Linked DNA regions of Homo sapiens: region 1 is linked to region 2. Evidence: chromatin contacts called from ENCODE Hi-C or POLR2A ChIA-PET data. All regions are on one chromosome and are shown on one strand. Each heading gives the region's core, a stretch centred on a gene start or an enhancer-like site at or near the end of the contact. The rest is flanking DNA. Distances are from core to core; before and after follow the strand shown.

Region 1 (4,227 bases), core at 1,000-3,499, 6.7 Mb after region 2:
TGGATGCACCAATCAGCACTCTGTATCTAGCTAATCTCCTGGGGACTTGGAGAACCTTTATGTCTAGCTAAAGGATTGTAAACACACCAATCAGCACCCTGTGTCTAGCTCAAGGTTTGTAAATGCACCAATCAGTGCTCCGTGTCTAGCTAATCTAGTGGGGACTTGGGGAACCTTTATATCCAGTTAAAGGATTGTAAATACACCAATCAGCACTCTGTATCTAGCTCAGGGATTGTAGACACATCAATCAGCACCCTGTCAAAACGGACCAATCAGCGCTCTGTAAAATGGACCAATCAGCAGGATGTGGGTGGGGCCAGATGGGGGAATAAAAGCAGGCTGCCAGAGCCAGCAGTGGCAACCTGTCTGGGTCCCGTGCCACGCTCTAGAAGCTTTGTTCTTTTGTTGTTTGCAATAAATCTTGCTGCTGCTCACTCTTTGGGTCTGCACTGCCTTTATGATCTGTAACACTCACCGTGAAGGTTTGCAGCTTCATTTCTGAGGCCAGTGAGACCCGAACCCACTGGGAGGAATGAACAACTCCGGACGCGCCACCTTAAGAGCTGTAACACTCACTGCCAAGGTCTGCAGCTTCACTCCTGAAGCCAGCGAAACCACTGAACCCACCAGGAGGAAGAAACTCCAAACATGTCCGAACATCAGAAAGAACAAACTCCGGACACGCTACCTTTAAGAACTGTAACACTCACCACCAGGGTCCGCGGCTTCATTCTTGAAGTCAGTGAGACCAAGAACCCACCAATTCAGGACACATTATCAAGATTCTTCACAAATGTTAATAGGGATTTTTATCAGTTTTAGTTGTAGTTTCCAATTTCTAAAAATGTTCAGGTAATTTTTTTACACCTTTCAGAACCTAGCTCATGAGTGTTGAATCAATGCTTTTTCATGTCAATTCTTTGTATAGGCATTCTTTTCAGTTGTATTAAACAAGAACCCTTCACAACAAAAAAACAAAAATACACGCTTCTTTCACTTGGAGCACTAGCTAATAGGAGGAAAAGATTCAGGTAAGGTAATTTACCTTCCCATATGAACTTAAAGTTTCATGTGTCACTCTCCATCTGGGGCAACTGTATTTTGAAAGACATGCTAGTTAACACAGGTGAATCAGCCTTTAATAGTGATAAAGTTTTTACTATAGTAGAAACTTGTGATTCTTTCCCTTTTCAATAAGGAAAGGAGATTACCGCCAGGAGTGATTTGCCACTTATTGCAGGTTTGCCAATTTTGATTCATTAACTGAACCCTCTTGCAGATTCAGGAGATAAAAATGCGGAGTGCCCAGTTAAATTTGAATTCAGATAAACACCAAATAATTTAGTATATCCCAGATATTTCATTTTTAAAATAATAAATGTGACCCATGCAATATTTGGGACATACTTCACTATTTGTATCTAAAATTCAAGTTTAACTGGGCATCCTATATTTTATCTAACAACCCTACTGTAATTGGTTTAGGTTGCTCTTTAATGCCTTTGGTTTGCTTTCAAAAATAAGTAGTCTCAAAACAAAGCATCCGATTTCCCAGTAGTTAGAAGAACTCAATACCGGTTCCGAAGCTTCTTCAATTAAAAACGTGCTTCAAAAGAGAAGCCAATTCTGTGGGAGATACTTTCCCAAAAAACTCGGGTTTGGGCCCCTATACCGTGAACTACAAACCTCCGCAGGGGTAGGCCCGGGCTGCCCGCCTCACACCGCACTCGCCAGCGAGCAGGGGCCCGGCACCGCAGCCCGGGGCAGAGGCCTTGGAGGTTGTGGAGGTGGGAGAGGCCTCGGCCGACCCGCTTCAATCCGTCTTCTCCAAGCTCGGTGGGGAAAACAAACTTCCTGAGCGGCCCTGCCCCCTCCAGATGCCGGACGCTGTTTTCGTCTCATCCCCGTCTGGGTTGGATGGCGAAGACGGCGCTCAGAGCACGCAGCACCGGGAATTAACAGCGAGTTTTGAAATCTAGAGCTCGCAAGGTGTGCGTCGCCTGCTGCTGTTCATTCCAGAGGGTCTTCTGCTGGAGAAGGAGGGGGCCCTCGACCTCGGGCTCCCGCTCTCGGGCTCCCGCTCTCTCGCTCTCTTTTTTTTTTTTTTTTTTGGTCGGAGGAAAGAAAACAGCCCTGCGCCCGGATGCGTAGAGAGCCGACAAGTGGAAACAGGGACACACCCTCCCGTGAGCCCGCCCAAGCTGGAGCCGCGGCGCGCTGAGCGAGCAGGCGGGGCGGGAGCGCCCACAGCTCGGAGCCACCAGGCGCTGACGAGGAGCCCGGCTGAGGGAGGATGCGCCGCTGACGCCTGCGGGAGCCGCGCGCCTGGGGCGGGAGGATGCTCCAGAGGGGCCTCTGGCCGTGGCGCACGCGGCTGCTGCCGACCCCTGGCACCTGGCGCCCAGCGCGCCCGTGGCCGCTGCCGCCTCCGCCCCAGGTAAGAGCGGGTGCCGGGCTGTGGGGGTTCGGGGTAGGCTGGTGCAAAGTTTGCGTTGGACAACTTTGGCGGGAGCAAAAGCCGAGCGGCCGAGCAGTCAACTGCGTTTTGCTGGCTGCCGGGCTCCGCGCGCCGGGCGGTCCCGACAGGTGGTGGCCGGGCGGCCGACGTGGGTCACGGAGGCCTGGGCTGAGGTCAAGACTCCGGGCCCGGGGAAGGTGAAGCCAGAGCGCTGCGGCTGGGGGTGCCTCACCCGGGCCGAGATAGGGTGCGGGGACCACCAGACTTCGGCCTGGGAGCAGCAGAATAACCTGGGAGGCAGTTTCTGGGCTGCAGCTCTCGGTCAGGAGCAAGTTTCCAAAGCCGCTGCGCCGCGGGGCCGGTTCCCTCTTGGTGATCAGTGCCCGAGCCCCTAAGGAGCCCGGAAACGATGAACGGGGCAGTGACCGTCCCGGGTGTGGACGGTCGCAGGAGAGTGAAATTTCCATCCTGAAATCTGCGAGCACCTCCCTTTCCCAGAAGGAAGAAAAACTCGCGTTTTGTTCAGACACCCGAGAGACGGGTGAATCATGAGTGTGCTGGTGAGTAACAGTTGGCCTGACACCGTTGTATTGTGGTCTGTGGAGAACCGTGGCTTGGAGGAGTAGAGAGTGGATGTGCACCAAAAAAGACTAGAAGAAGGGGAAAGCGCTGAGTTTAAGGAGGATTGCGATGGAGCCTGACAGGAGCCCGGGAGTGCAAACTCTGACCCAGATGAGGAAAGACAGCCAAAGCCTTCAGGGTGTGTGTGGTTGGGGAGGGAGCTGTTTCTGAGTTTTCGTTTGTTCCTCCCCCACACTGTTAAGATTACTTTCAGATTGTTAAAGGCTTAAAAGCCAAAAAGTAAGCAGTGTGATTCTCTTGTCACTTTCACTTCCTGTTTATTTTGTTCTTTTTTTTCCTTCCCCCCCTTTTCCTCCAGCTGTCTGAGGGCTTCAGTTTCAATTGATGCAGGGAATATTTAAGTGCATTTTTTTTTCCTTTTCATTGAGCTTGTGACCAAAGGATTAAGTGCATTCAGAAAATCAATTCCAGGAATGTTTGAAAGAGAATGAGGAAGGCCATGTTGTTACTAAATGTAAGAACAGGGGCAAACTCCTTAAAATGTAAAATGGTAGACTTATAAAGTCATTGGGGAGATGGGCTTTTTATACTTTTAAAGGTTGTACTTTTACTGTAAGTGTTGCATTGTGTAGTCAAAGAGATACCAAACATTAAAACAACCCAATACGAGGAACCCCTTTCACATGCCATTTTAAACACAGATTATTGTTTTTTGTTGTTGTTTTTGGAGACGGAGTCTTGCTCTGTTACCCAGGCTGGAGTGCAGTTGTGCGATCTCGGCTCACTGCAACTTCCGCCTCCTGGGTTCAAGCGATTCTCCTACCTCAGCCTCCCCAGAAAATAGGATGACCGGCGCGCGCCACCGCACCCGGCTAATTTTTGTATTTTTAGTAGAGACGGGGTTTCACCATGTTGGCCAGACTGGCTGGTCTCGAACTCCTGACGTTGTGATCCGCCCGTCTCAGCCCCGCAAAGTGCTGGGATTACAGGGGTGAGCCACCGCGACCAGCCCCAAGTGTTTTCTATTAAGTCCATTTAACACGTTGAGTAGCATTTTTGTGGATCCCGGGACTGGCTGCCCTTTCTCAAATTATCACCTGCAAATCCTTTTCTCCATATTTCCCATCTGATGCTGTCTAGGGTGGTGCCATTGCATACCTCAGCAGGAATGTGGATACCCTTTT
Region 2 (4,407 bases), core at 1,506-4,005:
CTGTAAACACTCCACCCTCTTCGATTGTGCAACAACCAAACACATCACACAAATACAAGTCACAAAAAAGGGAAATACAGTTTAAGAGTTTGAATTTAGGTAAGTTTTGAGCAGAGGATCTTAGAGCAGTGCACAACGCGATATAAAAGTTAACATTTAACAAATCATATTAATTCACATTATTACGAAAGGAGATGCCGGAAAGAGCCTGAACCAGTTAAAGCAGCCGCCATCTTAAAATGCGGGATAGAAGTTAGAGCAAGAAAATGAGACTAAACCACCGGAGGTGGAGGTTCCGCTCACTCCCAGAGCTCCGAAAAATCCTAGTTTTTTTTCAACTTAAATCGATAATATACTATCAAACCACATTTCAAGTAACGAAACAAGGGTGTTATTAAATAGAATGAGGCAAAAATAGGTACATTAGCTTTCCCTTACTGCCATCGCACCCCTTATCCACCCCCACTCTCCAGCCAAAAGGAAAAGGGAGCTTCCAGAATGCCTTTTACATCAGTTCCCGGTGTCCCTCGGATAAATAGCTTCGGGTGAAAAGCTGCAACTACAAAATACAGGAAGTGGCAACACTGTGTCATTCCATCTCCTCCCAAACCCACTTATTCGGTGTAACCTGCCCAGAGTCGACTAAGAGTTTCTACTAGACTCACTGACTGACCTTCAATACGCAAGACTTCTTCTACCCGACCCTCAGTCAAGTTCGGGACTCGCCAGATTTTTTTTCTCTCCTCCGAGTTTTCTTTCTTACCCCTAGAAGGCCTAGATAACCTTGATCTCACAACTAAACTAAGTTTTCAAGCACCAAGAATAGGAAGCGCCATGACATCTGCTGGAGCGTCTCTCCGCAATTCGGACCCCCAAAAAAACTCCTTCTTAAGCAGCAAAAAAATAAAATAATAAAGGCGCCTTAAGTCACTCTCCTCCACCCCTAATTTGCACCGATTCCACTGAAGCACTCAGGATAACACCTCACTTGCCACAAGTGTTCTCCGTTTCCTAGCTTTAAACTTCATTTCTTCAAGAAGTATATCTGCGTTCTCCATCCCCCCATGGAAGAAGTGATCCAAGAGGTATTTTCAGAATTATGCTTCCTTCCCACCCCCACGCTTTCCTCTTGGCCCGAGCCTTCCTTTTCTCCTACCACCCCATGCCCTTGTCCCCGCGGGTTACCTTATTAATCCGTTTCAGCGCCATAGTGTGTGCTTGTCGTCTGGCTCCTCACTCTCTCGGTGTATGCTCAAAGGTCCGGCCAAAACTCTTGATTATCCCGGCGGCGGGGCAGGATTGTCTCGTCTCACACCAGCTCTGCCAGACACAGGCGCCTTTTGCAAAAACGGAGCAGATCAGCACTCGCACAGGCCCCGAAGAGCCCCTGATGAATCCAGGTCCCTTAAGACAGCCGCGATCCGGGGTGGGTGGGGTGGCGTGGCAAAGCCACCAACAGCCTCTGTACCGTGCTTTCGGCCCGAAGTGGGGGCGAGGGTGACGGGAAGAGCGGAGGTGGTGGCTACAAGTTTAACTTCCCGGCCTCTAGAAAGGAAGAGACCCGGGTGGGAGAGGAAGAGGCGTAGGAGAAAGGGGTGGGTGCGGGGCAGGGTCCGGAGCCCAGCAGAGGAGGAGCCGGGGCCTAGTCGGCGCTATACCGGCGTCACTAGGGCAAAGAAAGGCAAGGGGGGAGGGGGAAGCATAAGACTCCGGACGGACGCCGGGCTGCTTTCGGTTTCTGTCCAAAGGTGCGGCCGGGAAAAGGAAGGAAATAAAGGAAGGGAGACTTGATGTGTATTGCTATCCTCGCAGCGAGCTATTCTGTGTCACCCCTGACGCCACCGTACACTCACTCCGCCTTCCAGCGCGCTCCCGCGCGCGCCCGCCCAGCCACCTCCACCACGCGCCCGCGCTGTCCCTGAGGCTCCGGCTTAGGCGCGAGGACGCGCCCATTCCCCCTCCTCCTCCAGCAGGAGAGGCCGCGGCTTCCCCAACCTTCCCACCCTAACCCACCGCACCCAATAGGCTGGCCGCTCAAGCCGCCCAGGTCCCGCACTGCCCCTCTTACCCGGCCGGCCACTGGGCCGGCCTCCCTTCCCTGCCCTAGCCGTCCACACCCACGCGTACAGAGGGGCCGGGGCCTCCCTCAAGCTGCGGCCTCGGCCTCCTCCCCGCGCGGCAGCTGGTGCCTCCCCGGCCCTACGGGGCTCACGCGCACGACACAGCCACAAGATGTCCGCTCTGACGGAACTACTGCCAGCTGCCACGCTCCGCCCCTCCCCCTCCTCCTGCCTCTTCACCGCCGCGGATCAGTCCGCCAACGCCGCCGTCCCGAGCACAAGACCGATGTGAGGCCGAAGCCAGACGGCTTGCTTCCCACGTCCGGGGCCGAGTGAATACGTGTCAAGCCCTTTTCCTTCTTCTCGGAACAGCACCTTCTTACTAAACAGATCGGAGATTGGACCAGGAGGGCGGGGGAGGGAGGAGGATCATGAGCTGGGGGGAGGGTGAACGAGTGGCGGAAACCCTTAGGCTCAGAGAAGCATCGAGAACCGGAAGGAGACCATGGGAGGAAGGTAAAGGAAGCAGCCGCTGCGCGATCCAGCCCCACGCCCCTCCCCACAGCGTCCCCCAGTTTCCTCACTTGGTATCGAGGAGACGACTCTCGCGAGAACTTCGTGGCTGGCTAACCGAAGCGGTAGCTCTGCAATGACTTAAGAGCAGTTTTGTGCGCTTTTCCTGACGGGGTTCCGCCTCCAAAATGCATAAGTTCTCGCGAGACGCAGTAAGGCACCGGCTCGAACTGGGGCGGGCCACTGCCAGGAAAGCAACGCCCCTGAATGCTTATGCCGGTGGTTGGTAGAGGAAATGGAATTCCCCAGACTGGTAAGAGCGCGCGCAGACACAGCCTTGTCTCACGCGCCCAATCAGGAGCGTGTGGTGGGAGGTGCCAAGGATTAATTACCAGATACCTTTAGTCTAGCTCGGGCCGGGATTTTGAGGTTTCCGGTGGAGCAGGTGAGCAGTATTTACTCGCCTGCCCTCCTGGGCTGGTTATGCTGTGGGAGGAGGCGCCCCTCGAGATGGGAATAGTAGTTTTAAATAGACCCAGGTTGGCCGCTCATCAGCGCTCCCACGTGCTGAAGTCTAGTGCACGTCTGACCCTAAGGGAGCAATACTGAGAACAGCAGGGAGCAGGCTGAGTCAAGCTCAATTGAGTGGATGGGGCTAGGACAGAGAGAGTTAGGGGCAGGGTTTTCACTGGTCTCCGTAATCAGTCGCTGCCGTCCGCCAAGGTGTAGATGTGGGAACAAGCTTAAATTCTCAAACTTTAGCTTCTGTTGCTGTGTTTCAGTTCTTGAGCCAGAAAGTGTTGAGACTAATTAGTTAATTAGGTAGAGTTTAGAGTCAGAAAAACAATACAATACTTCCTGAAATATCCAAGTTGGGAGGTGGGATTTACCTCAGTAGGATTGGCCTGTTTTAGTCAAGGGTTTAAAGTATGGAGACGGCAGTTATGCTCTCTAGTGTATCCTTCAGGCAAAAGAAAGACCTTAATTTTTATGAGGAATTTAAAAGTGGGTAAGCACTGACCAGCTTAAGGTTTTTTAACATTCCTTAATGACCCCAGTTACCGAAGTGGAGATCTTCAATTACTTGGAAAAATAAACTTGTTTTAAAAATACACTTAATTTGAAAACTGTTGCAGAAAGTTTTACCTAATAAAAACTTAACACGTCAACAATGATGAATATAAGTAGTCTAATGTATACTGTTCAAGTGACCATGTAGTGTCACTAGTGAAGCAGTGCTTCTCAAACTAGTGTCCATAGGAACCACCTGGGGTTTTGTTGAAAATGCGACTTTGATTTGGTAGGGCAGTGGTGGAGCCTGAGAGCCTACATTTCTAACTAGCTCCCAGGTGATACAGATTTTTCTCGTCTGAACCACCCCGTGAGTAGCAAAGCACTGAAGTGCTTACCTCATGGCCTAACTGCTCATGAGGCTCACCTCAGTAACACCTCTGGCCCCTCCCTCCTCCCTGAATAATCTGTGTTCTCTCTCATAGCTAGCCAGATATACTAAAAGCACAGGACTAGGCATGAAGATGGAGGGAGGAACCCAGATTAGTTATTGCTTCCCATTTGCTTGATATTGGCCTGGTTAGTTATCTTCTAACCCCGTTTCTTCACCGCTAAAGTAAGTAATAATGACTGTCCTTTCTCACAGGGTGATTGTGTGGTTAAAGTGTCATAATATATGTGAAAGGACACTGGAGACTCTACAGTGCTGTATAAATGTCAGTTATTAAAGTAACCAGTCAGACATTAACTGGCCATAGTGTGAAACAAATGTATAGTAGTAATAGTGGCCACGCCTGTAATCCCAGCACTTTGGGAGGCTGAG

The links. Hi-C counts contacts between places; a loop is a spot of excess contacts on that map. ChIA-PET counts read pairs that join two places held with the same protein, here RNA polymerase II (POLR2A). Pooled maps may share reads with other maps.
Region 1: a loop to region 2 is called in a map of naive thymus-derived CD4-positive, alpha-beta T cell, with 12 times the contacts of the local background. The contact joins the promoter of MCUB here to the promoter of UBE2D3-AS1 in region 2. A Hi-C loop is called at or near these places in 1 of 168 maps with a recorded cell type or tissue (naive thymus-derived CD4-positive, alpha-beta T cell) and 5 of 50 pooled maps. POLR2A ChIA-PET finds 5 or more read pairs at or near these places in 1 of 52 experiments (activated CD4-positive, alpha-beta T cell).

Annotation. Positions count from the first base shown.
Region 1 is chr4:109,557,997-109,562,223 of GRCh38, forward strand. It overlaps MCUB (mitochondrial calcium uniporter dominant negative subunit beta), which reads left to right and starts at 2,250. Exons shown (of 8, transcript NM_017918.5): 1 at 2,250-2,440. The coding sequence starts at 2,342. RefSeq lists a silencer at 2,197-2,516 and an enhancer at 2,937-3,136.
Region 2 is chr4:102,825,300-102,829,706 of GRCh38, forward strand. UBE2D3-AS1 (UBE2D3 antisense RNA 1) reads left to right here and starts at 2,756. Exons shown (of 2, transcript NR_131186.1): 1 at 2,756-2,886. It overlaps UBE2D3 (ubiquitin conjugating enzyme E2 D3), which reads right to left and starts at 2,252. Exons shown (of 8, transcript NM_181891.3): 1 at 2,128-2,252; 2 at 1,186-1,337. The coding sequence starts at 1,209. RefSeq lists enhancers at 1-1,098, 1,681-2,242, 2,182-2,571, 2,243-2,804, 3,973-4,032 and 2 more and silencers at 1,932-1,981, 2,002-2,131.